Linked DNA regions of Homo sapiens: all the other regions are linked to region 1. Evidence: chromatin loops called from intact Hi-C (ENCODE). Cell type or tissue: mammary epithelial cell. All regions are shown on one strand. Region 1 overlaps TCP11L1 (t-complex 11 like 1). Region 2 has its middle 8.5 kb from the start of QSER1. Region 3 overlaps QSER1 (glutamine and serine rich 1). Region 4 has its middle 15 kb from the start of CCDC73. Region 5 overlaps QSER1 (glutamine and serine rich 1).

Evidence for each region. Hi-C counts contacts between places; a loop is a spot of excess contacts. Peaks named below come from ENCODE experiments on the same cell type or tissue, not always from the same donor. Only the 100,000 strongest peaks of a DNase experiment are listed, where the experiment ranks them.
Region 2: it touches region 1 in a loop (10-fold over the local background); 23 of 110 quality-filtered maps call a loop at or near these places.
Region 3: a loop joins it to region 1, with 3 times the contacts of the local background. A loop is called at or near these places in 101 of 110 quality-filtered maps.
Region 4: a loop joins it to region 1, with 10 times the contacts of the local background. A loop is called at or near these places in 43 of 110 quality-filtered maps.
Region 5: it touches region 1 in a loop (14-fold over the local background); 107 of 110 quality-filtered maps call a loop at or near these places.

What each region holds. Positions count from the first base shown.
Region 1 is chr11:33,063,163-33,068,162 of GRCh38, forward strand. TCP11L1 (t-complex 11 like 1) reads left to right here. Exons shown (of 10, transcript NM_018393.4): 8 at 2,668-2,849. Among named protein-coding and RNA genes, the nearest start is that of LINC00294, 10 kb to the right of the region's middle. In mammary epithelial cell, a CTCF peak has its summit at 2,613 (motif pointing left); a DNase peak (open chromatin) is centred at 299; H3K27ac peaks cover 1,618 bases.
Region 2 is chr11:32,881,852-32,886,851 of GRCh38, forward strand. No RefSeq gene overlaps it. Among named protein-coding and RNA genes, the nearest start is that of QSER1, 8.5 kb to the right of the region's middle. In mammary epithelial cell, a CTCF peak has its summit at 3,117 (motif pointing right); no DNase peak of the experiment used is centred here.
Region 3 is chr11:32,975,140-32,980,139 of GRCh38, forward strand. QSER1 (glutamine and serine rich 1) reads left to right here. Exons shown (of 13, transcript NM_001076786.3): 12 at 109-204; 13 at 1,195-5,000. The coding sequence ends at 1,335. All of the region lies in intron 2 of LOC105376615 (a long non-coding RNA gene), which reads right to left. Among named protein-coding and RNA genes, the nearest start is that of DEPDC7, 38 kb to the right of the region's middle. In mammary epithelial cell, no CTCF peak of the experiment used is centred here; no DNase peak of the experiment used is centred here.
Region 4 is chr11:32,806,669-32,811,668 of GRCh38, forward strand. It overlaps a transcript of CCDC73 not described here. Among named protein-coding and RNA genes, the nearest start is that of CCDC73, 15 kb to the left of the region's middle. In mammary epithelial cell, a CTCF peak has its summit at 2,752 (motif pointing right); a DNase peak (open chromatin) is centred at 2,743.
Region 5 is chr11:32,958,873-32,963,872 of GRCh38, forward strand. All of the region lies in intron 8 of QSER1 (glutamine and serine rich 1), which reads left to right. The region is part of intron 2 of LOC105376615 (a long non-coding RNA gene); the gene reads right to left. Among named protein-coding and RNA genes, the nearest start is that of DEPDC7, 55 kb to the right of the region's middle. In mammary epithelial cell, a CTCF peak has its summit at 1,902 (motif pointing right); no DNase peak of the experiment used is centred here.

The sequences.
Region 1 (5,000 bases):
CTCCTTTCTTTTTTAGGCTGAATAATATATTTTACTGTATGGATGTACCACATTTTGTTTATTCATTCATCAGTTGACAAACATTTGGGTTGTTATTATAAATTATGCTTCTGTGAATATTCCAGTACAAGTTTTTGCATGGACATATGTTTTTACCTCTCTTGGTTACGTACCTAGGATTAGAATTGCTGGGTTACATGGTGACTCTTAAGTTTAACATTTTGAGGAACTGCCAAACTGATTTCCAAAGCAGCTGCATCATTTTACCATCCCACCAGCAATGTATGAGGCTCCAGTCTGTGCTGCTGAATTTTTCTCCTGTTTTTACTCATCTTGATGGAAACCACAACAGAGGTGTGGTTGTTCACAGCTTTATCTAAAGAAACTTCTTCCCCTTCCATGCTGAACAATATTTTTTTCTTTTTATGTTTTTCACAATACATACTTCTAACTGCAAGACCTCTTTAAGAAGATGACTAAGAAGGGATTCCCCCAGTGTTTCTCTAAATAGCTGTTTTGTTATGTAGACTCCCCCTCTCTTTTTGGGGGGTACGTGAGCTTCTTATCACTAGCCTCAGATCCAGATACTTCTCTAAATATCTTTCTTATAAGTTCCTTATTTTTCCTTTCAAGAAGTTGTGAGCTTAAGGTTTCACCTCTTGCCTCTGAGTTCCCCGTTTTGTGCTGGAGGAAGCTCTAAAGAGAATGTCAAATTGGAGATGGGAAAATGTTCCCTTTGAACTGTGGCATGTTCTCTTCTGGAGGGAAGTTCTCAGCCTGACATGTCTATTTAAAAATAGCTGTGGGAGACCATCCAATACCTCCCTTTTCCCCACCGCTGATCATCTTCCCCAGGCCTTAGATACCCCTGCTTCTTCATCCCATAAATATCCCTAAGCCCTCTCTATGGAGAGGGGGATGTGAGACCTGTTCTCCAGCCTCCTCACTTGGCAGTCTTATGAATAAACCCTCTCGTAAAAAAAATAAATAGAAAAGAAAAGAAAAGAAACGCTGTGGGGAAGATGGTGATGGTCCCTGGGGACAGCTGTCTACTCCAGGAATTGATCCTTGGCAATCTGCATCCTAAACTCACGTCCTGCTGTTGGGAAGCCACAAAGCCATGTGAAGTCAGAAAACAGGCCGACGATGAGTCCTTGGGATTGTATTTGTATCAGCAGAGGATTCTCAATCCTCAGGGTTTTTACTTCTTGGCTGTGACCCACATTGTTCATGTCTTGACTTGGCAAATCTCAGTTTCTGACAGCAAGAAAGGTCCTTAGAGTCCATTCGATGAGCCTGTAAACTCTCAGATCAGATTCCCATCTGTGCAGCCTTTCCCTTCTCCTTCCCTCAGCCACACGGGTGGGGGCGCTGGCATGGTAGGACCCAGGACTGTCTTTAACATGGGGGAGGCAGTCATGGGAATGTGCTTGCTTTCCGGGAGGCTTTAGATTGTTCTCTGTCACTTCTACTCTCTGTGCTTCCTGTTTCTTTCTCTTCCTCTTTATTTACTCGCCAGTTCTTACAAGCTTCCTTTGTGCTGGGTGCTGAGCGGATACCAAGATGAATAAGTGTAGGCTCTGCCTGCAAGGCAGTCCTCCCTTCCATTGCTCTGGGATTTTTGTTGTTGTTGTTTTAAGATGGAGTCTCACTATGTTGTCCAAGCTGCAGTGTAGTGGCTATTCACAGGCATAATCGTAGTGCACTGCAGCCTCGAAATTCCGGCCTCAGTGATCTTCCTGCCTGAGCCTCCCAGTAGCTGGGACTGCAGGCACCCACCATCGCACCTGGCCTTCCATTGCTCTGTACAGGGTGACTGGCTGTCCTAGTTTGCTAGGGACTGAGTGAGGGTTCACAGGACTTGGGAATTTCCATTTGAAAACTGGGACAGTCCCAGACAAACTGGGAGGAGTTGGTGACCCTAGGTCTGTGCCTCATTATACTTTTCTTCCTAACAATAAGTATAACTTTTATTTATCGAGTGCTGGCTCTGCCAGCCACTTTATATGTAGCATCTTTCTTCAGCTTTAAAACAGCCCTGTGATGTGGGAGTCCCCATTCTGCAGAGGCCCGACAAAGTTGGGGATGCATGCATGAGGTCATGCTATTTTTTTTTTTGAGAAGGAGTTTCACTCTTGTTGCCCAGGCTGAAGTACCAAGGTGCAATCTCAGCTCACTGCAACCTCTGCTTCCTGGGTTCAAGAGATTCTCCTGCCTCATCCTCCCGAGTAGCTGGTATTATAGGCATGCACCACCACACCCGGCTAGTTTTGTATTTTTAGTAGAGATGGGGTTTTACCATGTTGGTCAGGCTGGTCTTGAACTCCTGACCTCAGGTGATCTGCCCACCTCGGCCTCCCAAAGCGCTGGGATTACAGGCGTGAGCCACCGCGGCCAGCCGGGGAGGTCATGGTATTAAGCACGGAGCCTGGCTTTACACCCAGGCCTGTCTGTGTTCTTAGTGAGGGCGCTATACTGCATCCTTGCTCAGGAGGAACGGCTCTGAGATAGAGGGGTTATTTCACACCAGACTCCCTCAAAGCTCTGACACACTAGCGCAAACCCTGAGGGAAGCTGCAGAGGCAGGTGTGGGGGCTGTGGCGCTCCCGCCCTCTGCTGGCCAACCTGGACCTGCAGCTCAGCGATGGCCTCTTCTATTCATTACAGACAGTTTTAATGGACCAGTCTCGCTTCCACGAGCTCCAGTTGCAGCTGGAACAACTGACCATCCTGGGGGCTGTGTTGCTGGTCACCTTCAGCATGGCAGCGCCAGGAATTTCCAGCCAGGCCGACTTTGCTGAGAAACTCAAGATGATTGTGAAGATTTTGCTAACAGATATGCACCTGCCGTAAGTGGAACTTTGATGCGTGGATGGGACGCAGTGGATGTCAGAGAGCCGACTGGAGTCTCCCAGAGGGGTCTCCCACTGTAAGGCAGAGCCCAGGGCCACTCTCTAGGAACTGAGAAGAAACCTTGCTGTCTCAGTTGGTTCACTTGGCGAAGACCCCAGCAGAGTTTATTTAGGGTCATAGGGTCAAAGTTAGAATCTGCTGCAGGGTTAGCAGAGCTCTAGGATAGTGGCTTCAAAATGTGTGTGACTAGCCGAGTAGCCTGTCGGGCCTTAGAGGCCACACCAAGGAGTTGGGTTATTGTCCTAAGAGCAGTAGGGAGCCATTGAAGGATTTGAAGCAAGAGGGGGAACGTAATTAGATTTATGCCCTTAAGTTTAAATTTTGGCATGGGGCACATAGTAGATGTGAGGGAGCATTTAGGAGGCGAGAGAAGAAGTGGCTCGGGCTGGGGGGTAAGCCATGAGCAGGGTGGGGAGCGCTGGTACCAATGGTTGCTTGCCTTGAGGAATTGGAGATCCCGGGCTTAGAGGTCCCGCGGCCCTCCATTCCCTGTTAGCATGCTCCTCCCGGGGCCTGGCTCGGTGTTGAGTGCCATCAACTCATTTGTTCTCCCTACGCAGGGAGCAGGATGCTGTCTGACCCCTTCCTTCTTTAATGGGGTTGTCTTTGTCTCCTGACCTCCAAGGTTCTTGTGTTTGTTTGTTGAGTGCTTTATTCCTCTCCCAAAGCCATTCAAATGTATTAAACTCTTACTGGAGCTTATGAAGAAACTGGAACCCAGAGACATTAATTGGGACAAAAATGTTTGTGACTAGGACCTGCAGTAAGAAATTCATTTTCCATTGTGACCTAGTACACACTTAACACACGTGTAACAGAAACGAAAACTTCTCAAACTGGAACTGACCCTAACTGTGTTTAATGCAGCCTGATTGTTTCTACTCTATTCTTATTCCATTAAAAAAAAAAATTGGTTGCTACCCACTGAATTGCTTTCATAACCGACTAACAGTGAAAAGCAGAGCCCTAGAGGAAGGTCATGAGAGAAACCAGCTATATTCCTGCAGAGCTGCATGTATGTGGTTGAAGTGTTCTGCCCTTGCTTGTTCCCTGTAGGCGTTCTGTGCTCAGTGTAATGCATCATTTTCTTACCCAGCACGAGTCCGCATCTGCACGCGTGCAGGCTTCAGTGACCGCTCCTACCATGGAGTCATGTTGGGTGACTTCTATGGTTTCCAGCCTATAGAATATCTTTGAGTGGTTCTAAGTAAATGCTCTATCTAACAAGGTCCAATTCAGAGACTTCTTCAAGGGAAGTACCCCCTAAACATTCTCATCCTTACAAAATGGAGGAATTTTACTGCTGAATTTTCACAAAGCATGGCTGTGTTCAGTGCAGTGTGGGGCGTGTCCGTAAGTTGTGACTAGGGCCTCAACAGTTTTGACAGTCAAACTAGTTTGCTGAGAGGCCAGGAAACTTGTTTGCTCAGCTGAGGGCCTAGCCTGAGGCCTTTGCACAGGTACAGCTCTGGGCTGTCACCTAGGTCCCCTGCCTGGAGAACTACTCTGTCAAAGCTCCCGCTGAGGGTGGGATCCAGGTCAGTGCTTTCTTGGGAGCCCAGCCTTGCACTCCCATATCCTCCCTGGTCCTCCAGGGGTGGGCACAGAGCTGGTGCCAATGGTGAGTGCCAGGGCTTGCTCCCATGCCCCCCAGTAATTCTACATACAAAGGATCTAGACCCACAACAGAGGCAGTTACCTTCTCACAGCATGCCTGCCAGCATGGGGGCTCCCCACAGGCACCCTGGGAGAGCCTGGGGGACCCAGGGTATCCAGGTACTCTTTTTTTTTAACTTTAGGATTTCACTTTTCGTTATTCTTTTATTTTTTAAAAATTTTTTAATTTTTATATATTTTTTTATTTTTTTGTGATGGAGTTTCACTCTTGTTGCCCAGGCTGGAGTGCAATGACGTGATCTCGGCGTCCACTTCCTGGATTCAAGTGATTCTCCTACCACAGTCTCCTGAGTAGCTGGGATTACAGGCACCTATCACCATGCCCAGCTAATCTTTTTGTATTTTTAGTAGAGATGGGGTTTCACCATGTTGGCCAGGCTGGTCTTGAACTCCTGACCTAGAACTCCTGA
Region 2 (5,000 bases), 180 kb before region 1:
TTTTTGGATCTTAAGAAACAGAAAAATCCCTGCGACAAAATTTAACCTGATATTAAGCAATGACATGTTTAGCTAGTGTATTAGTCTGTTTTCACAATGCTATAAAGAACTACCTGAGACTGAGTAATTTATAAAGAAAAGAGGTGGCTGGGTGCAGTGGCTCATGCATGTAATCCCAGCACTTTGGGAGGCCGAGGCAGGCAGATCACGAGGTCAGGAGTTTGAGACCAGCCTGACCAACATGGTGAAACCCTGTCTCTAATAAAAATACAAAAATTAGCCCAGTGTGGTGGCACGCACCTGTAATCCCAGCTACTCAGGAGGCTGAGGCAGGAGAATTGCTTGAACCCAGGAGGCAGAGGTTGCAGTGAGCCGAGATTGCACCACTGCACTCCAGCCTGGGTGACAAAGCAAGACTCCATCTTAAAAAAAAAAAAGAGGTTTAATTGACACACAGTTCTGCATCGCTGGGAGGCCTCAGGAAAGTTACAATCATGGCAGAAGGGGAATGGGAAGCAAGGCACATCTCACATGGCAGCAGGAGAGACAGGGAGAGCAAGTGGGGAAGTGCCACACTTTTATACCATCGGATCTCATGAGAACTCACTCACTATCAAGAGAACAGCATGGGGGAAATCCACCCCCATGATCCAGTCACCTCCCACCAGGTCCCTCCCCTGACACATGGGGAATAAAATTCCACATGAGATTTGGGTGGGGACATATAGCCAAACTATATCAGTTAGACTACATATACTAAAACTAACATACAGCCTGGCCAACATGGTGAAACCTCGTCTCTACTAAAAATACAAAAATTAGCCAGGTGTGGTAGTGCACACCTGCAATCCCAGCTATTTGGGAGGCTGAGGCATGAGAATTGCTTGAACCTGGGAGGTGGAGTATGCAGTGAGCCAAGATCACACCACTGCACCAGCCTGGGCAACAGAGCAAGACCCTGTCTCAAAAAAAAAAAAAAAATTAACATGCATGATAATTAAGTGAAGTCTAGATCTCTCCCAACAACCTTCCTTTATCACCACCGTATCTGGGGCTTTGCGATAAAGGGAACAGAGAAGTACCTAAGGGAAGGGGGAGGATATAAACCAGCTGTGCAGAGGGCAGAGTGTGCTTTGGTGTCTTAGGCCAGGCTGTAGCAAAGAGAAGCTGAGGCTTGAGGATACATGCTCTACCACCCTTAGTTTGGGGCTCAGTCCTCTGGAGGCAAACCCTCTGAAAAATATTTGCCTCAAGCTGTGTTTTCAAACAACTGGGACAACAGGTGTACAATGAGACTGTCCTAGGTAATGAAATGTTTTTTTTTTCTTTTCTTAGTGTGTGTGTGTGTGTATGTGTGTGTGTGTAGTATGTGTGTATAAATCTATAAAGGGTCTTTTGGCATACCAGTTCCAACCAGGCTGAAGATGTAGACTAGAGTGGGACATTAGGAAGGGCAAGAGAATGTTTTCCATAGCTTTGATCAACTCATCCTCCTGCTTAAAATGTTCTCATGGCTCCCTATTGTGAGAAAGTATACTAAAGTACTTATATGTTTGGATGATGGTCCAAATCTGGGACTATTTGAACATCAAAATAAACAAATGTGGTAATGGATTATAATCCTATGGTTGGGGACCCCTAAGACCACCCTCAATTTCAATGATTTGCTACAAGAACTCAAAGAACTCAGACACATTGTTATACTCGTGGTTATGATTCATTATGGTAAAAGGATGCAAATTAAAATCAACAATATGAAAATGCACATAGTGCAGAGTCCAAGAAAGACCAGATGCAGGCTTCCAGTGTCCTCTTTCAGTGGAGCTGTGCGGACATTAATACTATGTGACAACACACGTGAAGTATTGTCAATCAGAAGCCCACCTAAGCCTTGGTGTCCAGGGTTTTTATTGGGGGTCAATTGCATAGTCATAGTAATTGCTCCTATGGCTGACCTGAATTCTCCAGTCCCTCTAGAGGTCAAGCTGATATTATGTGGCCCAAAGTGCCCACTATAAATCGCATTGTTAGCATGAATGATCTGGTGTGGCCCAAGGCCTTAACTAAACAAAAATACTCTTTATTAAGAGCCTTGAAACTAGGCAAGGGCCAAACTTTTCTTTGCAATGTACAGGGTTTGAACAACCCACACCTGCTGAGTTAATCCTTTACAAATCTGCTAAATAAAATAAAAATCCATGAGTACATATTGATATAAATAAACAAGGAATGTTAAATTAAGTTTAGCCTAAAGCTGCCGCCTTACATATTTTAAGGTCAGCCTAAAAATTTCTCCGTACATGGTGAACTATAACCTAACTGGATGTGTAAACAGACTGTACCTATTCTTGTGCCAATCACTGAGTTTTAGCCAACCAAGGGTGGCCAACTGTTCAAACCATGTTCAAATAAGGCAAACACTGAGCCGTAACCAATCAGCTGTTTTTATACTTGTATTAGTCTGTTCTCACACTGCTATAAAGAACTACCTGAGACTGGGTAATTTATCAAGAAAAGAGGTTTAATTGACTCACAGTTCTGCAGGCTGTAAAGGAGGCAAAGCTTCAGAGGCCTTAGGAAACTTACAATTGTGGGAGAAGGCAAAGGGGAAACAAGCAATTCTTCACATGGCAGCTTAAGACAGAGAGAGTAAAGGGTGAAGTGCTACACACTTTTAAACAACCAGATCTCGTGAAAACTCACTATCACAAGAATAACAAGGAGGAAACCCGCCCCCATGATCCAATCACCTACCACTAGGTCCCTCCCCCAACACTGGGAATTACAATGCAACATGAGATTTGTGTGGGGACACAGAGCCAAATGATATCAATACTCACTTCCATTTTCTGTATATCACCTTCCTTTTCCCGTCTGTAAATCTTCTTCCACCAAACAGCTGTGCTGGAGCCTCTCTGAACCTATTCTGATCCAGGGGCTGCCCAATCCAAGTTATTTTTTGCTCAATTAAACTCTATTAAATTTAATTTGTCTGAGGCTTTTCTTTTTAACAGGGATGAGGAACAATCCTTCTTGAAGAATGATAACTAATGATGTAGAAGGAATGATGAAGTTAGAAAAATCACTACAGTTGGTCCTCTGTATGTGTATAGCAGAGCCTCTAGAGGGAGCATGACCCTGCCAACTCCTTGATTTCAGACTTCCAGTCTTCAGAACTGTGAGATAATGAATTTCTGTTGTCACCTAGTTTGAGGTCATTTGTTGCAGCAGCCATAGGAAACTAATGATATGAACAGGAGACAGGGAGATCGGGAAATTCTGCGTAGAAGAGGGTGGTTCCCTGGCAAAGGCCCCACCTTCAAGCCTGTAGACCATGGCCCTAAATGGAGACAGGCATTCCTGTTTTCATGCCCAAAACATTGCCTTTTGGCCCACCATGCCCCCTATCTCTTACCCATATAAACCTGGAACCCCAGGCTCCAGAAGCAGATGAGCAGACAAGCAGACGAGGAGACAAGGAGACAAGCAGATGAGCTGTGGCACAGCACAGCAGGGAAAGAGAGAAGAGGAGGAATGTCTGAACGCCAAGAGGAGTTCAACTGAGGGCAGTCAGGGAGGAGTTTGGCTGCTGGATGGCCAAACTTTAGGGGATCATCTTCCCACTCCATCCTCCCTTCCAGCTCCCCATCCATCCCACTGACTGCCACCTCCGCCACTCAGTAAAACCCCACATTCATCCTTCAAGCCTGTGTGTGACCTCATTCTTCTGGGACGCTGGACAAGAGCTCAGGATACAGAAAGCTGTCACACTGGCCCTCTGCTCTTGCAGAAAGGCAGAGGGTCCATTGAGCTGGCTAACACTCAAGCTGTCTGCAGACGGCAAGGCTAAAAGGGCACACGGTAACACACACCCACTTGCGCTCCTGCACCTGCCTGTCTGCGTGCTCCCCCTCCCATCAGGGGTTTGAGCAGTGGTGGCAATCAAATAGGCAAGCCACACCCCTGTCGCACGTCCTTCGAGGGGGATTACGGAACATGCTTGTTTCAGTAATACATATGCTTAAAGCAGAGGTGAAAGAATGATGCCTTGAGAATTTTTTTTTTTTTTAGACAGATTCTCACTCTTACTGCCCAGGCTGGAGTGCAATGGCGTGATCTTAGCTCACTGCAACCTCCGCCTCCCGGGTTCAAGCAATTCTCCTGCTTCAGCCTCCTGAGTAGCTGGGATTACAGGTGCCCGCCACTATGCCCGGCTAATTTTTGTATTTTTAGTAGACATGGGGTTTCACTATGTTGGCCGGGGTGGTCTCGAACTCCTGACCTCAGGTGATCCGCCCGCCTCGGCCTCCCAAAGTGCTGAGGTTACAGGAGTGAGCCACTGCACCGGCCTCAGGAATTTACACAATATTCAAGTATCCACGAAATACTTATTGATTACAAAGTAAAATGTAGTAACTCTTTAGAGGAGAAATCTGGCAGTAACTCCTTTAACCAAGCCTATTTGGTTTGGAGTCAAATTGCTGATTTGAAGCTCCACTTGCATCATTGTGGTTTTTTGTTTGTTTTTTTGTTTGGAGACAGTCTCACTCTTGCCCAGGCTAGAGTGCAATGGCAACATCACAGCTCACTGTAACCTCTGCCTCCCAGGCTCAGGTAATCCTTCTGCTGCAGCCTCCCAAGTAGCTGGTATACAGGCACACGCCACCACACCCAGCTACTTGTTGTATTTTTTGTAGAGACAGGTTTTGCCATGTTGCCTTGGCTGGTCTCGAACTCATGGGCTCAATCAATCCGCCCACCTGGGCCTCCCCAAGTGCTGGGACTACACGCGTGAGCCACCAGGCCCTGCCTGCATCACTGTCTTATATTAGCTTGTACAATGTTGGGAAAGTTACTTAATTTCACTAAGCTTCAATTTCCTGTAAAACGGATTAATAATAAAAAATATCCACATCTTAAGGATCTTAGGAGGATTGTGACAATTCCACATAAAGCCCTTAGCACAGGACCTAAGACATACATTGTCAATATGTATCAGT
Region 3 (5,000 bases), 88 kb before region 1:
TGTCATTTTCAACATTGCCATTGAGACTTTTGATCTAGTATTTTCCTCAAAGTGTTCTTAGCTCAGATACTCCATGAAATGTATCTATAAACTTTTTTCTTTTTATAGGAGTTTGCTGTCGATCCAGAGAAAATACAGTTGTATTCTTTGTATCATTCACTCCATCATTATAAGTACCATGTTTATCTGATATGTAAGGATGAGGTAATTTCTTCTCATTTACTTAAAAAAAATGTTTTTCAGAATGTTAAGGAGACTCTAGCCATAGTATTTTGGAGTGTTTTAAAGAGAGTTGTGAAATACATGTGTGTATGTATTTTGTCTATGTATTCTGTAAATAATGACTTGATTTATTGTTCTGAGTCTCTCTGCTATGTTTTGTGCTCAGATTTACCCGAGCCTCACCACCTCTTGTAGGAGCTATAATTGGTAATGTTTTGAAGCTGTTGGTGCTTGCTTTACATCGCCATAATAAATGATGTTTTATTGCATTTTGTTCTCTCACAGTGTATGATGATCTTGCTTTAATTCACTTCAGTCACTGCTTTGACATCTCACTGCCTTACTTATTACTTAGAATGGCCTTATCCCACTTAATTGCAGAGAAGTGGGGTTTTGTGCCTTGGCATGAAAAACTGAAAGTTAAAATTTAATTGTAGCTTTTAAGTTGTTCAGAGATTATACATGACAAAATATCACCTCATGGATGGGATATAAGCATTAATTTCCACAGCCATGCTAAATGGTTGTAGACAATACTACCTTATTTGACCAGCACTATCACTTCTTTTCATTATAAAGGGTCCAAGGCTATATCTAATGTGTTTGACAGTAGTCTGGTATGGAAAGATGCTCATAAATCTAACCTTTATATAGCAAAAGAGAAAGCAAAGATGGTGATGCAACATAGGTTCACTGTTTTTACAATGCTCTAAAATGCAGAATCGACTCCAAAATTTGTCATTTGACTTTTAACGTAATTGGAAGAAATGGAGAAAGTCTGAAGTACTTTTTCTAGCCTTCCTTTCTGCCACCTTGGAGCCAAAGATGAGAGGATGAGATCTCACCCAAATTTAGCTGAAATAATCATTCTCCATGGATAGGATTAAGAAAAAAATAAAATACCAGTACTTGTAGTTGAACTTAAATATGATGTGATAAGTATAAGCTAATTTGGCGATTTTCTTTTTTTAGATTTCTTCGGTGCAGAAAAAAAATGAAGATTTAGGACAGGAGGAAATTGTTCAACTTTGTATGAAAAATGTAAAATGGGTGGAGGACCTCTTTGAAAAATTTGGAGAACTTCTAAATCATGTACAGCAGAAATGTTCCTGACTTTTCCACAAAAATCCCATCTTTTTATAGCACTAATGAAATGGCAGATATGGGGTGGTCAAAGATAATCAGATGTCAAGTAGTGGCCTTCTGCAGGCCGGCCGCTTCCATCATGGAACTGTCATTACCACCTCTGCTGAAGGACAGTGGTGCGGCCTTTAGGAACGAAGTTAGTCCTCTGGAAATGGACCTAAATCCCACCACATTTTTACCCTAATGAATGATTTTTCTATTTTGTAAACCATTGGGTAACTTGAGTCATATTTTCAGAAACATTTTTTGACAAATGATGAAGCATGCACTAAGTATAATTTTTTTTTATTGCTAGAGAAGTAACACTTAAAGTAACGATTTTTTTTTTCTGACTCCGGCTAAACACCAGAATGACAGAGAAGTGGCAGAAACCATATGTTTGTACTCACATCTGGCCACAAAACCAGAAATACTGTACATTATGTAAAGAGGTCTGGTGTGGTGTGACATCCTGTATAAGAATATCATCAATTTAAAATATAAAATTTGGAAACTATTCTGCTTTACAGACTCCTTTTACTCTTAACATGTTCAGGAAACTGGATGTGGAATTGGTGCAATTCTCTGACTGCTTTTTGTGTCAAATTATATTGTGATAAAAAAACAATGACATACTATTTTCCCTATCGCAAAGAAAAGTATTTTCGTTTATACTGTTTTTTCCTTTGGAAAATTTTCAATTGTACATTTTATTTCACTGATAGTTGTATTTTTCACAAGGAAAATGTTGTGGTTATAATTACGTTTGATATATCTCTACAACACCTTTTGTTATTTTCAGTAAATCTTAGTTATATGTTGAATTTCTAATGTGAATTCTATCTTGAGGTAACCATTTTTTTCATACAGATTTGCTTCAGTGTTATCCAGAATATGCATTCAGTACTAGAATTAGTTTAGCTTTATAAATAGGGCTGTGTTAGACACTGCAGTAATTTTCTAATTCATAAAATAAACTTCTTACTAAACTAGCACTTGATTAACTTGTTGAGGTAAAAATCTAACTACATTTACATTTTGAAGAATAAAACTGATAATTAGACTATTTGCAGTGTTAAACACAGCTTCCTTAACTCTTAGAACTGGAAGTTGTAGAGCTCTCCTTTTGGTGCCTTTCCAGCCTTTATACACACTATTGTAGCTTTCTTAGGTTTGATAGGTAGCGTTTCAAGTAGTTTAGCTGAGACAGTGAATGTATTAGGTTCAACATGACCTTGTGTTTTATTTGTGTTTGCCAACAGGATGCCTTATTTGTTTGAGAAAAAGATGTACTAGTGTCATTCTAAACTATCTCCTTTTTTAGGATTCTAAAGAAGTTAATCATCATCCTTTTGTTTATTTTACCACCATTTAGTGCCTTAAATCCTATCAAGAAAGCAGTGTTACTGCTCAATGCCCAAATAAGACACGCGGATATTGCTATTGTCTTGCTTTTGAGTTAACAGGCCAACTTTTTATACTTAAAACCTCAGTAAACTGGCAAAGAATTGAAGGTAATGTGATTTGATTTGAGAATAAAACATTGTAGCATTGGGTGAAAAATGAGTATTTGAGTTAAGCTTACATATTTATTTCTGATGGTTATCTTATTAAAAGCAATAATCCTTAATACTGTACTTGCCATTAGACTAGGTACTCAGTAATGGAAGTTTCTCTCAAGGGTTAAATGTTCCATTTTTGAAAGTTTTAAAAAACCTGTTTGGGTGGTTTATTTTGAAAACAAAAGTAACCTATTAGATTCATTTTGCCTAACTCATATGAGAGATGCAGAGTATCAACAGTGGGAGCATCATAAAATGAATTTTCCAAGTGGAGAGGAGTAGGAAGCAGCCATATGATAGTATTGACTCTGGACAGAATTGATGTCTTTCGTTTCCAAAGTGCAGAGTAGGGAACTACATTTCCTAATGTGGCATTGTAAATATACATCTTTATATTACTCTTCCAGCCTACGTTCCTAAATCATTGATAATTTAAATATTTTTTAAAGCCACCTTAATTTAGGTAGCTCTTGGAATCGATGTTTGAATTCACTAGCCACATTTTCTTCATGATATGCCTCGTGGCAAACAAAGATGTTTCCTTAAGATGAATCTTACATTTCCCATAGAAAATAACCCATTTCCTTTGGCACTGCAGTTGCCCTCAAACTGCTTGCAGTTGTATTCATTTTAGTACAACAAAGGTTTTCATAATATGGGAGGCCAAGTCTATGATACTGCCTCAAAGAGACCCTATTGTGTAGATGCATCATCTTCTCTCATTTGATCCATAGAGCATAGGCAAAGATGTCAACCTCAGGCCTTAGAGAAAAGTGGAAATGTTATTATGACAGCCGTCCATGAGTTATCGCTTTGTATGAAGTTAAATACAGTCATGCGTTGCTTAACAGCAGGGATACATTCTGAGAAATGCATTGTTAGGCAATTCCGTTGTGCGAACATCCTAGTGTACTTACACAAACCTAGGTGGCATAGCCCACAACGTACCCAGGCTATATGGTAAACCTGTACAGCATGTTACTGTACTGAATACTGTAGGCAGTTGTAACACAATGGTATTTGTGTATCTAGACATAGAAAACATACAGTAAGAATATGGTATTATAATCTTACGGGACCACTGTCAAATACGCGGTCTGTCTTTGAAAAGTTGTAATGCGGCGCATGACTATAAATACCTAGCTGGTTAGCATTTACATTCCTTGCCAGGGAGTTTGAAATTTATACTATAGAAATAACTTTAGGTTTTAGGTAGAGTTAAAGAGGTAAAGCACATGTTGCCACAACCCAGGAAAGTATTTTTAAGAAAGATTGGATTTTCCTACCTTTAGAGATCTAAAAAAAATTTAATATAAAAAATCATTTTGTGTTGGTGTTTATTACTAGTTCAGATGAGTGGCTGCTGAAGGGGCCCCCTTGTCATTTTCATTATAACCCAATTTCCACTTATTTGAACTCTTAAGTCATAAATGTATAATGACTTATGAATTAGCACAGTTAAGTTGACACTAGAAACTGCCCATTTCTGTATTACACTATCAAATAGGAAACATTGGAAAGATGGGGAAAAAAATCTTATTTTAAAATGGCTTAGAAAGTTTTCAGATTACTTTGAAAATTCTAAACTTCTTTCTGTTTCCAAAACTTGAAAATATGTAGATGGACTCATGCATTAAGACTGTTTTCAAAGCTTTCCTCACATTTTTAAAGTGTGATTTTCCTTTTAATATACATATTTATTTTCTTTAAAGCAGCTATATCCCAACCCATGACTTTGGAGATATACCTATAAAACCAATATAACAGCAGGGTTATTGAAGCAGCTTTCTCAAATGTTGCTTCAGATGTGCAAGTTGCAAATTTTATTGTATTTGTAGAATACAATTTTTGTTTTAAACTGTATTTCAATCTATTTCTCCAAGATGCTTTTCATATAGAGTGAAATATCCCAGGATAACTGCTTCTGTGTCAGTCGCATTTGACGCATAACTGCACAAATGAACAGTGTATACTCTTGGTTGTGCATTAACTTACATGTATAATTTTTGGCATCTGTGTTCACAAATGCATGTGTTAGCAAATCACCTTTATTTATAAGTGACAATAATTGAAGTTAAGGATATAAAGAAA
Region 4 (5,000 bases), 260 kb before region 1:
AAAGTCTTCCAAATAGACTTCTTTCAGGTGGTTAGCCTCCCCAGGTCCAAATCACAGAGCTGGCCTTAAAGGCAAAATGGTTAGAAAATTCTTACTCAGGATTATGTGAGCAAAAAGGCCGGCACAGTTAAGAATTCTGATCTGATAGGTCTGACATGGGCCCCAGGCAGACAGAATTTGAAAAAGCATCTGTTTGATTCTGGTACTAACCTGCCGCGGTTTGCCACTGCTACTATGGGTCTGAGTGAAGGAAGACGAATGCAGAAATGAAAACTTAAGACAAAATAATCTGTTTTTAAGAAGGGGTCCAGGGAAGAAGAAGAGGGCTCCCTGCTTCTAGTGAGCAAGAGCAGCCACCCTGAGCTTCTACAGCCCTTCCTATTTATTGGGTAGAAAGAGCAGGGAGGAGGAGGTAACGATTGGTCAGCTGTTTGATTGATCACAGGTTCACATTATTGCTAACAGGCTTCAAATATGCCTAATCACAAGAAGCACTGCACTTTGGGTGTGACTGCCCTCAGCATTCCTTCTGGGCAGTGGACGCAGTTTGTCAGTTTGCCAACATCCTGCATTTATGAAAACAATTTGCTGTTTACTCGTATAGCTTCCAGTGGTATACTGAATTGATCACGACCCTCACTCTTTCGGCCTGCACCACTAACCCCTGCTGATAATGAAAGGAAATAAAGGAAAATCTCTAGACCCATGGAAAACATTCTGAAATTCAAGAGTAAGAGCTACCTAGAAATGAGGCCAACAAATATTTTCTAGAAAGGGCCAGATAGTAAATATTTAGGTTTTGCATGCCATACATAAAGTTTGTCCAACCCATGGCTTGTGGGCTGCATGTGGCCCAGGACAGCTTTGAATGCAGCCCAACACAAATTCATAAACTTTCTTATGACATTATGGGATTTTTTTTTGGCAACTTTTTTTTTTTAGCTCAGCAGCTATTGTTAGTGTTAGTGTGTTTTATGTATGGTCCAAGATAATTCTTCTTGTTCCAGTGTGACCCAGGGAAGCCAAAAGATTGGACACCCCTGCCATACATCCTCTGTCACAACTCTGTCCTGCACTGTAGCAAGAAAGCAACTACTGTAGCCTGAATTGTGCAAAAGTAGCCACAGGTACTATGTAAATGAATGGATGTGGCTGTATTACAATAAAACTTAGTACAAAAACAGGCAACTTTAGTTTGCCCACCCTGACCGAGCATAATCAGAAGAATGGCTCCCTCTAAAATAAATTCACTAGAAAAGCATGTTTAGAGAAAAGTTTAGAAAATTTTCTGATTCTTTTTCTCCATAAGATCCAAGAATAAATTGCATTTATGAGAACAAAATAAACATTTATAAAAATGAAACAATTTGAGAACAGAAAAGATTGTATTTAAAACATGATTCCCAAAATTAAAAGCATGTGTACAACAAAGTTGGAAGCAGAATTAGTAGATCAGGAGGCAAACTCAGAAATTTAACCAAATTAAAGAAAGGATAAAGGAAAAAAAATATCAGAATAAGGAATAGATGTGTGGGAGAAAAAGTCATTGAATAAGAATTCCTAAAAGGGAAAATAACATACGGAAAAGAAGGAATAACCAATTATAAGAAAAAAAGTCTTTCTATGCTGATAATTTAGCATGAGTGGGGAGTAAGGAACACATCAGATAAAACAAGACAGGCCATGTGGGCTGGGCGCGGTGGCTCACACCTGTAATCCCAAAACTTTGGGAGGCCGAGGTGGGCAGATAACTTGAGGTCAGGAGTTTGAGACCAGTCTGGCCAACATGGTGAAACCCAGTCTTTACTAAAAATACAAAAATTAGCCAGGCGTGGTGGCATGTGCCTGTAGTCCCAGCTATTCAGGAGGCTAAGGCAGGAGAATCGCTCGAACCTGGGAGGCAGAGGTTGCAGTGAGCTGAGATTGTGCCACTGCACTCCAGCCTAGGAGACATAGCGAGACTCCGTCTCAAAGAAAAAAAAAAAGGCCATAAATTGATAATTGTTGAAGCCAAGTGATGAATACTATTCTTCCTGCTTTTATAAGATAAGAAATATTTTTCTACCTTCGTAAGTTTATCTAAGAAACAAACTTTTAAATTATTATGGTTTTCCATAATTATGAAATAATATATGTTAATTGTTTAATGCCAAATAAAGCACACAGAACTCTAATTTATAATCCTACTACTCAGACATTATTCCTATTAATATTTTCATTATCTATTCTGCCAGTACTTTTTTCTATTCACATATAGGTCTATAAAATTAAAATCATTCTATACATACTGTCCTGTATCTTGCTTTTTCTTGCAGCATATAATAGATAGAATTCCATTTTAACCTTATTAATTAGGCCCAGTAAAAAATATGTGTTTGACATTCTCCTAAAGGCCATATTTACAAGCTCATTATGATTTTGCAGCTAAACTTCAACTAATATGGTAGAGAAACGTTTAAATGTAATGCAAAACTTAAACATCATAAGCATCCAGGACAATTTAGGGATAAAATATGATGCCTTCAACAGAAGTAAGGTTAAGGGAACCTGTGTTCTTGTGTGCAAGCAACTGAAATCAGCTCTGGCTAACATAAGCAGAAGAGAATTTATTGGAAGGATATTGTGAGCTCACAAAATAAGAAGCATGGAGGAGTAGATCCAGAAAATGGCAGAAGCTAAAGGAGCCTAAGTAGCAAGAGACACAACCTAGACAATAATAGAGGAAGAGTCTGGTTAGGACGCTAGGGGGCGGAGAGGGGTCACACACAGGACTGGACTGTAGACTTGCTGTCTTGAGCATTACAAGTAATTCCTAAATTCTTTCTGCATCTGTGTCAATCCCTGAGTTGGAGTTTCCAGATCCTGGAGCCTAGATAATGTGCCCTTACCCTTGCTGCAACAAGCCAGGGAAAAGAAACATCCCCGCTCTTTGGTTTCAGTAGTGGAAGGCAGACCCTGCATCCCACAAGAGTTAAACACAACAGAGAATTGCCCCTAAATAGGAAGGAAGGTGGATGGGGGAGGAATATATACATTTCTTTGGTTCTCGTCTTAATGTTCATGACAAAAAAATTACTGTGTGATCATGACCTAATCCTTGACTTTTAATCTTCTCCTTTAAATAATGAGAACAATACTTGCTCCTACTAGCTTCATTGATATGTTGTAAAGATAAATGATTTAATATCTGCTTACCATCCTGAATAACTTAGGAAAAGCATGCATCGTAGGTACAAGTTATTTTAATTAGGGAAATTATAATTAGTAAAGATCACAACATCTGCTGTGCTTCAGACATAGGTAATAATAAATGTTACTTACTCAAAGATACTGGACACTGCAGATATTTTGCTCTAACTTCATTATATTATATGTAAGCTGCAGTCTTAAAACTGCATTAATTTTTAGTTAACTTTTAAACTTTTTAATGTAAAATACAGTTCCAAGGCTTGGAATTGGAGAGGGGAAGAAAGATGCATAGATTGTTCAGTTGGTTGGATCTGTTACATTAATTTCACAATCTGTGAAGGAGTGGATTGCCCCTTGAATGGTAATGGAAAATTAGTTTCTTTATTTCTTCATTAAGACTGTGGGAGGAAAATTAATACTGTCTTCAGCTTTTCCAAATTAATAGAATATATCTTTATTAAAATGATAAATGTACATGACTACTTGCTTTTTGGTTGAGAGACTCTCTAACTCATTGGAATAACTGAACTTAAAGCTAAGCTTTAGAAATCATCTTTTTAGGAAACTGAGGTTCAATTAGGCTAAATTATTTACCCAAAGTCACACGATTAATTAAAACAGAGCAAAACTAGTAAATTGGGTTCCTGACTCTTAAACCAGTGCTCTTTCTAATTCAGCACGCCCTTTAAAGAGGGAAAAAGGAAATTACTTTATTATAGTTTTCACCCTTTTAGTTTCTATGCCCTGAGGAGTAGAAACCCCTAATATAGAATAATAAGAGAAAATATGTAACGTTTCTCAATTTTCTTTTTGTAGGATTCAAATGGAAAGAAATAGAGCCACTATCTTAGCAATGGCCAACTTTGGATACAATCCTTAAGTCAAGTCTTTCTTTAACTCCCCCCTTCTCCATTTTATACTTCTACACAACCCCAATTCCCTGTTAACTCATTCCTCTCCCAGCATCCTTACTTCATTAAAACTCTTCTGAGGCCAGGCACAGTGGCTCACACTTATAATCCCAGCACTTTGGGAGGCCGAGGCGGGTGGATCACTTGAAGTCAGGAGTTTGAGACCAGCCTGGCCATCATGGTGAAACCCCATCTCTACTAAGAATGCAAAAATTAGCCGGGCATGGTGGCACAGTGGCATGCCCTTATAATCCCAGCTACATGGGACAGTGACAGAGCAAGACTCTGTCTCAAAACAACAACAACAACAAAAAAAAAAAACCTCTTCTGAGATTTGATTTACTACTTTATGTGATGCACACACACACCTAGATGTACCCACAACCTATTATTTTAGGAAATAAAGCATAACATTGGAGCCTCTTCTTTATCTTTCCCTGATTACATCTTCTCTCCCTTGCTCAGAAGTTAACTAGTCACTCTCCTGAAATTTCTTTTCTATCATTTCTTTGCTTATCCTTATAGTTTTATTGCATGTGAATGTACTCCTAATCAAGACATTGTTTAGTTTTGTGCATGCTTCAAACATAATAAACATACATGTTCCTAACTTTCATTTTCACTCAATATTTCATTTGTTAAGAATTGTTATATACATTGATGCATACTGCCTTAGCATATTTGTTTTCAGTACTGTATTGCATGCCATTAGGTGTGTGTTAGTCTGTTTGCATTGCTGTAAAGGAATACCTTAGACTGGGTAATTTATATAGAAAAGAGGTTTATTTGGTTCATGGTTAGGCAGGCTATCCAAGCAGCATGGCACCAGCATCTGCTTCAGGTGAGGCCTCAGGAAACTTATATTATGTCAGAAGGCAAAGGGGGGAGCCGGCATATCAT
Region 5 (5,000 bases), 100 kb before region 1:
AGTTTTCTTGTTTTATAAAATGTAAAGGTTGAAATAATTTGTTATCAAACTTCTTGATCTTAGAACCATTTTACATTCTTAAAAATTATTGAGGATCCTAAAATGCATTTATGTAGGTATATCTATTGATATTTACTATATTAGAAATTAAAACTGAGATAGTTGTAATACATAAGAATATACCAGCACACAAAGCATGGTGTACAATATATGTAAGAAATTTCAGGTGGTTTAGTAGTGTAGTACAGAGGTTGCCAAATGTCTTGCAGACTGAATCTGACCCTCAGCCTGTTTTTATAGTTTTATTGGAACACAGCCGCATAGATTCATTTGCATATTTCCATACAGTTGCTTTCCCACTACAGTGGCAGATTTGAGTAGTTCTACAGAGACCATATGACAAAATCTAAAATATTTACCTATAGCCCTTTACAGAAAAAGGTTGCTGGCCCCTATTTTTCTAGAACATAAAGTAGAATTTAAGAAAAGAGGAAGGGATGATGAAAGACCTTGTATGCCATAATAAAGCTAAAAAGCTTGTGATCCTGTAAACAAATGAAAGTCCTTAGAGGGATTTATAAGGGGGAAACAATATGGTGAAATTTAAATTTGAATTACAAGACATAATTCAGGCATAAATTGAGTCTGAACCTAAGTAGTGGCAGCAGGGATGGAGATGAGGGGACAGTTTTGAGATATTCAGGATGTAATTTTGGCAGAACTTGAATGGTGAATTAGTTGTTGGGGCTATGGTTGAAGTTGATGTCCAGGATGGTTTCTGACATTACAAGTATCATTGCTTGAGAGATTATCTTAGAAATTATCTGATTAGAAATAGAACCATAATAAAAAAAATTCTTCAGTGCTGAAGTCTACTTTAAATTTACCGTTTTTATTTTTTATTTTTTGAGTCAAGGTCTACTCTGTTGTCTAGGCTGGACTGCAGTGGTGCACTCATGACTCACTGTAGCCTCGACCTCCCAGGCTCAAGTGATCCTCCCACCTCAGCCTCCTGAGTAGCTGGGACTACAGGTGGGCACCACCACACCCAGCTAATTTTTAAATTTTAATCTTTGTAGACACAGGGTCTCACTGTGTTGCCCAGGCCGATCTCAAACTCCTGGGCTCAAGCAATCCTCCCACTTCGGCCTCCCAAAGTGCTGGGATTATAGGCATAAGCCACTGTGCCCAGTCTAAATGTACTGTTTGTAAATGCTATTTGTGGGCAAGTGCAGTGGTGCACATCTACACACCCAGCTACTTGGGAGGCTCAGGAGAAAGGATTGCTTGATCCCAGGAGTTCAAGACCAACCTAGACAACATAGCGAGACCCCATAGCTTAAAAAAATAATAATAAAAAATAAAGCTATTTGTAAATGGTTGTTTAGAAATATATACATCAGGCTGGGCATGGTGGCTCATGCCTGCAATCCCAGCACTTTGGGAGGCTGAGGAGGGTGGATCGCCTGATGTCAGGAGTTTGAGACCAGACTGGCCAACACGGTGAAACCCTGTCTCTACTAAAAATACAAAAAAATTAGCCAGGTGTGGTGGCAGGCACCTGTAATCCCAGCTACTCAGGAGGCTGAGGCAGGAGAATCACTTGAACCCAAGAGGCAAAGGTTTCAGTAAGCCAAGATTGCGCTATTGCACTCCAGCCTTGGGCAACAAGAGCGAAACTCCATCTCAAAAAAAAGAAAAAAGAAATATATAATCAGAATAGGTAAGGAAATTCAGTGCCTTGAATATGCATAGAAGGCATTATACATAATTTTTGCAGTTAGCAGTCTTGCCTACTGCTTAGAATCAAAACGTTTGTTCTGAATTTGCTCTCAATTATAGTTTCTTCAAATGACAAGGTAACATTTTCTTCCCTTGGTAATTTGAGTGACCACTAGGTGTCACTAATAGTTAAGCAAACATTTTTAGGCCTTTTTGTTCCTTGCTTTACATTCTCAGGCTAAAGAATGTATTTAGTTCTCTTAAGAAGTCAAATATTGATAATAAACATATATTCATAGGCTGGTGATTTTCAGACTCTTTGTTTCAGGACTCCAATGGAATCTTCAAACACATTGAGGATTCCAGATACTTTGGTTTATGTGTGCTAAATCTATTGAAATTTACTAAATACCAATTCAAAGTTTTAAAATATTTATTTAAAATGAACCCATTACTTATTAATGTGAGGTGTTTTTTTTAAAACAACTATACTTTCCAAAACTAACAGTATTTAGTGAGATAAGTGCATATCTGCTTCTACATTCAGTTTGTTATTATATGTTATTTTGGCTAAAGTATCAAGAATATCCGTACTTAACTGAGAAAGCAATGGAAATACTCCTCCTGTATGTAGTTAGGAAAAGGAGGAGGATTTCAATTGCCTTCTCAGATACTCATAGATACTCCTGATACTGACAAGTAGTAGTTTCTTGAGTTTTCATGCTATTACATTAAAATCTATTGGTTTGTCTTAACTTTACATATCTCTCATCCATGCATGGTTTTATAACATTGTTCATTGGTCATGTGAAAATATTAGTTAGCTCAGTGATATAGATCTTCCAATAATTAATTTTTTTCACACTTTAAAACACTGTGGTTAAATATAAATTTGCCTTTTTAACCATTTTTAAGTGTACAATTTATTAGCATTATTTACATTCACACTGTTGTATAACCCTCACCTATATTTCCAAAACTTTTATCATCCCAAACAGAAACTGTAACCATTAAGCAACAACTACTTATTCTCTTTTTTCTCTAGCTACTGGTAACCTCTAATCTGTTTTTCCTCCAGCTACTGGTAACCTCTAACCTATTTTTTGTATTTGTGATTTTGCCCATTCTAAATATCTCATATAGGTGGAATTATACAATATTTTTCCTTCTGTGTCTGGCTTCTTTCACTTAGCAAAATGTTTTCTAGGTTCATCCATGTAAAAGCATATATCATAACTTCATTCCTTTTTATGGCTAAGTAATATTCCATTGTATGTTTACACCACATTTTATTGATGGTATTTGGGTTATTTCCTCCTTTTGGCTAACTGAATAATTGGTGTAATGAACATTGGCATACAAGTATCTAAGTTCCTATTTTCAATTTTGGAGGCATAGACCTGAAGCAGAATTGTTACTATTGTCACATAATAATCCTATGTTTAGCCTTTAGAGGAACCATCAAACTGTTTTCCACATGGTTACACCATTTTATATTCCCACCAGGAAAGCATGACGGTTCCAATTTTTCCACATCCTTTGCTAACACTTGTTATTTTCTGTTTGTGTGTGCGTCTTTTTAAAGTCATCCTAGCAAGTGTGAAGTGGTATCTCATTGTGGTTTCAGTTTGAATTTTTCTAGTGACTAATGATGTTGAGCATTTTTTCCATGTCCTGAGCATTTTTTCTATGTCCTTATTGGCCATTTGTATATCTTCTTTGGAGAAATGTCTATTCAGATCCTTTGCCCATTTTAAACTGGGTTATTTGTCTTTTTGTTGTTAAGTTGTAGGAGTTTTTTAATATATTCTGGATATTAAACCCTTAATCAGATACATAATTTGAAAATGTTTCCTCCCATTTTGTAGGTTGTCTTTTTCACTTTCTTGATAATATCCTTTGATGCACAAAAGTTTTAAATTTGGATGAAGCCCAATTTACTTATTTTTTCTTTTGTTACTCAGCTTTTGTTCACATAGAATCCATTGCCAAATCCAAGGACATATTTACTCCTACATTTTCTTCTAAGAGTTTTATGGTTCTAGCTCTTAAGGTCAGATATTTCATTTTACACTATCAAAAAATAGCACTCATCAATTCTATGAATGATCTCATTAATGAAGTCTTTACAAATTGGGAAGCTCAGACTCACAGTGGGGATAGAAGATGTCCAGAACTCTAATTTTCACTTGAAATCTCAAATTTTATCATTGGCAACAAATACCATCAGTTGTTTTCCTTGAATGAGCAGATTCTCTTAATTTATTTTTAAGAATAAATTAAGGTCTGCCAAATACCCAAGTCTGGATAGGCATAGTGTATCTGTCAGTCATTCTTTCAAATAAAAATCTTGTTTTCTTGGGGGAAAGAATGGCTAGTTTATCTTGTAACTCACACAACTGTATGGGTGCTCCTCCTGGTCATACCCATTATATTTATGCAGAAGTGCTTTATGTGTACCTGCTATTTCATCACACAGAATATTAAAAAGACATCTATTCAAGAATAGAAATTTCATAAAATTAATAATTACTTCTTCGTCAAGGACTATTAATTTTTATTTTGTTTTATCTTTTTTTGAGACAAGGTCTCACTCTGTCACCCAGGCTGGAGTGCAGTGGTACAAACAAGGCTCACTGCAACCTCAATATCCCAGGCTCATGTGATCCTCTCACCTCAGCCTCCTGGGTATCTGGGACTACAGGCGCTAATTTTTTTGTATTTTTTAGTAGAGACAAGGTTTTTCCATGTTGCCCAGGCTCTGTTTGTTTGTTTGTTTGAGACGGAGTCTCGCACTATCGTCCAGGCTGGAGTGCAGTGGCGCGATCTCGGCTCACTGCACCGCCTCCCAGGTTCAAGCGATTCTCCTGCCTCAGCCTCCCGAGTAGCTGGGATTACAGGCGCCCGCCATCATGCCTGGCTACTTTTTTGTATTTTTAGTAGAGATGGGGTTTCACTATGTTGGCCAGGTTGGTCTTGAATGCTTGACTTCGTGATCCACCCGCCTCGGCCTCCCAAAATGCTGGGATTACGTGCATGAGCCACCGCATCCAGCCTTGCCCAGGCTCTTTTTAAATTTTGTATATTTAGAGAGAGGTCTCACTCTGTCACCCAGGCTGGAGTGCATGGTGTAATCATAATTCACTGTAACCTCAAACTTCTGGCACAAGCAATCTTCTCACCTCGGTCCCCCAAGTAGCTAGGACTGACTACAGGTATGCACCACCATGCCCAGCTAATTTTAAAGTTTTTTGTAGAGACTGGGTCTTACTATGTTG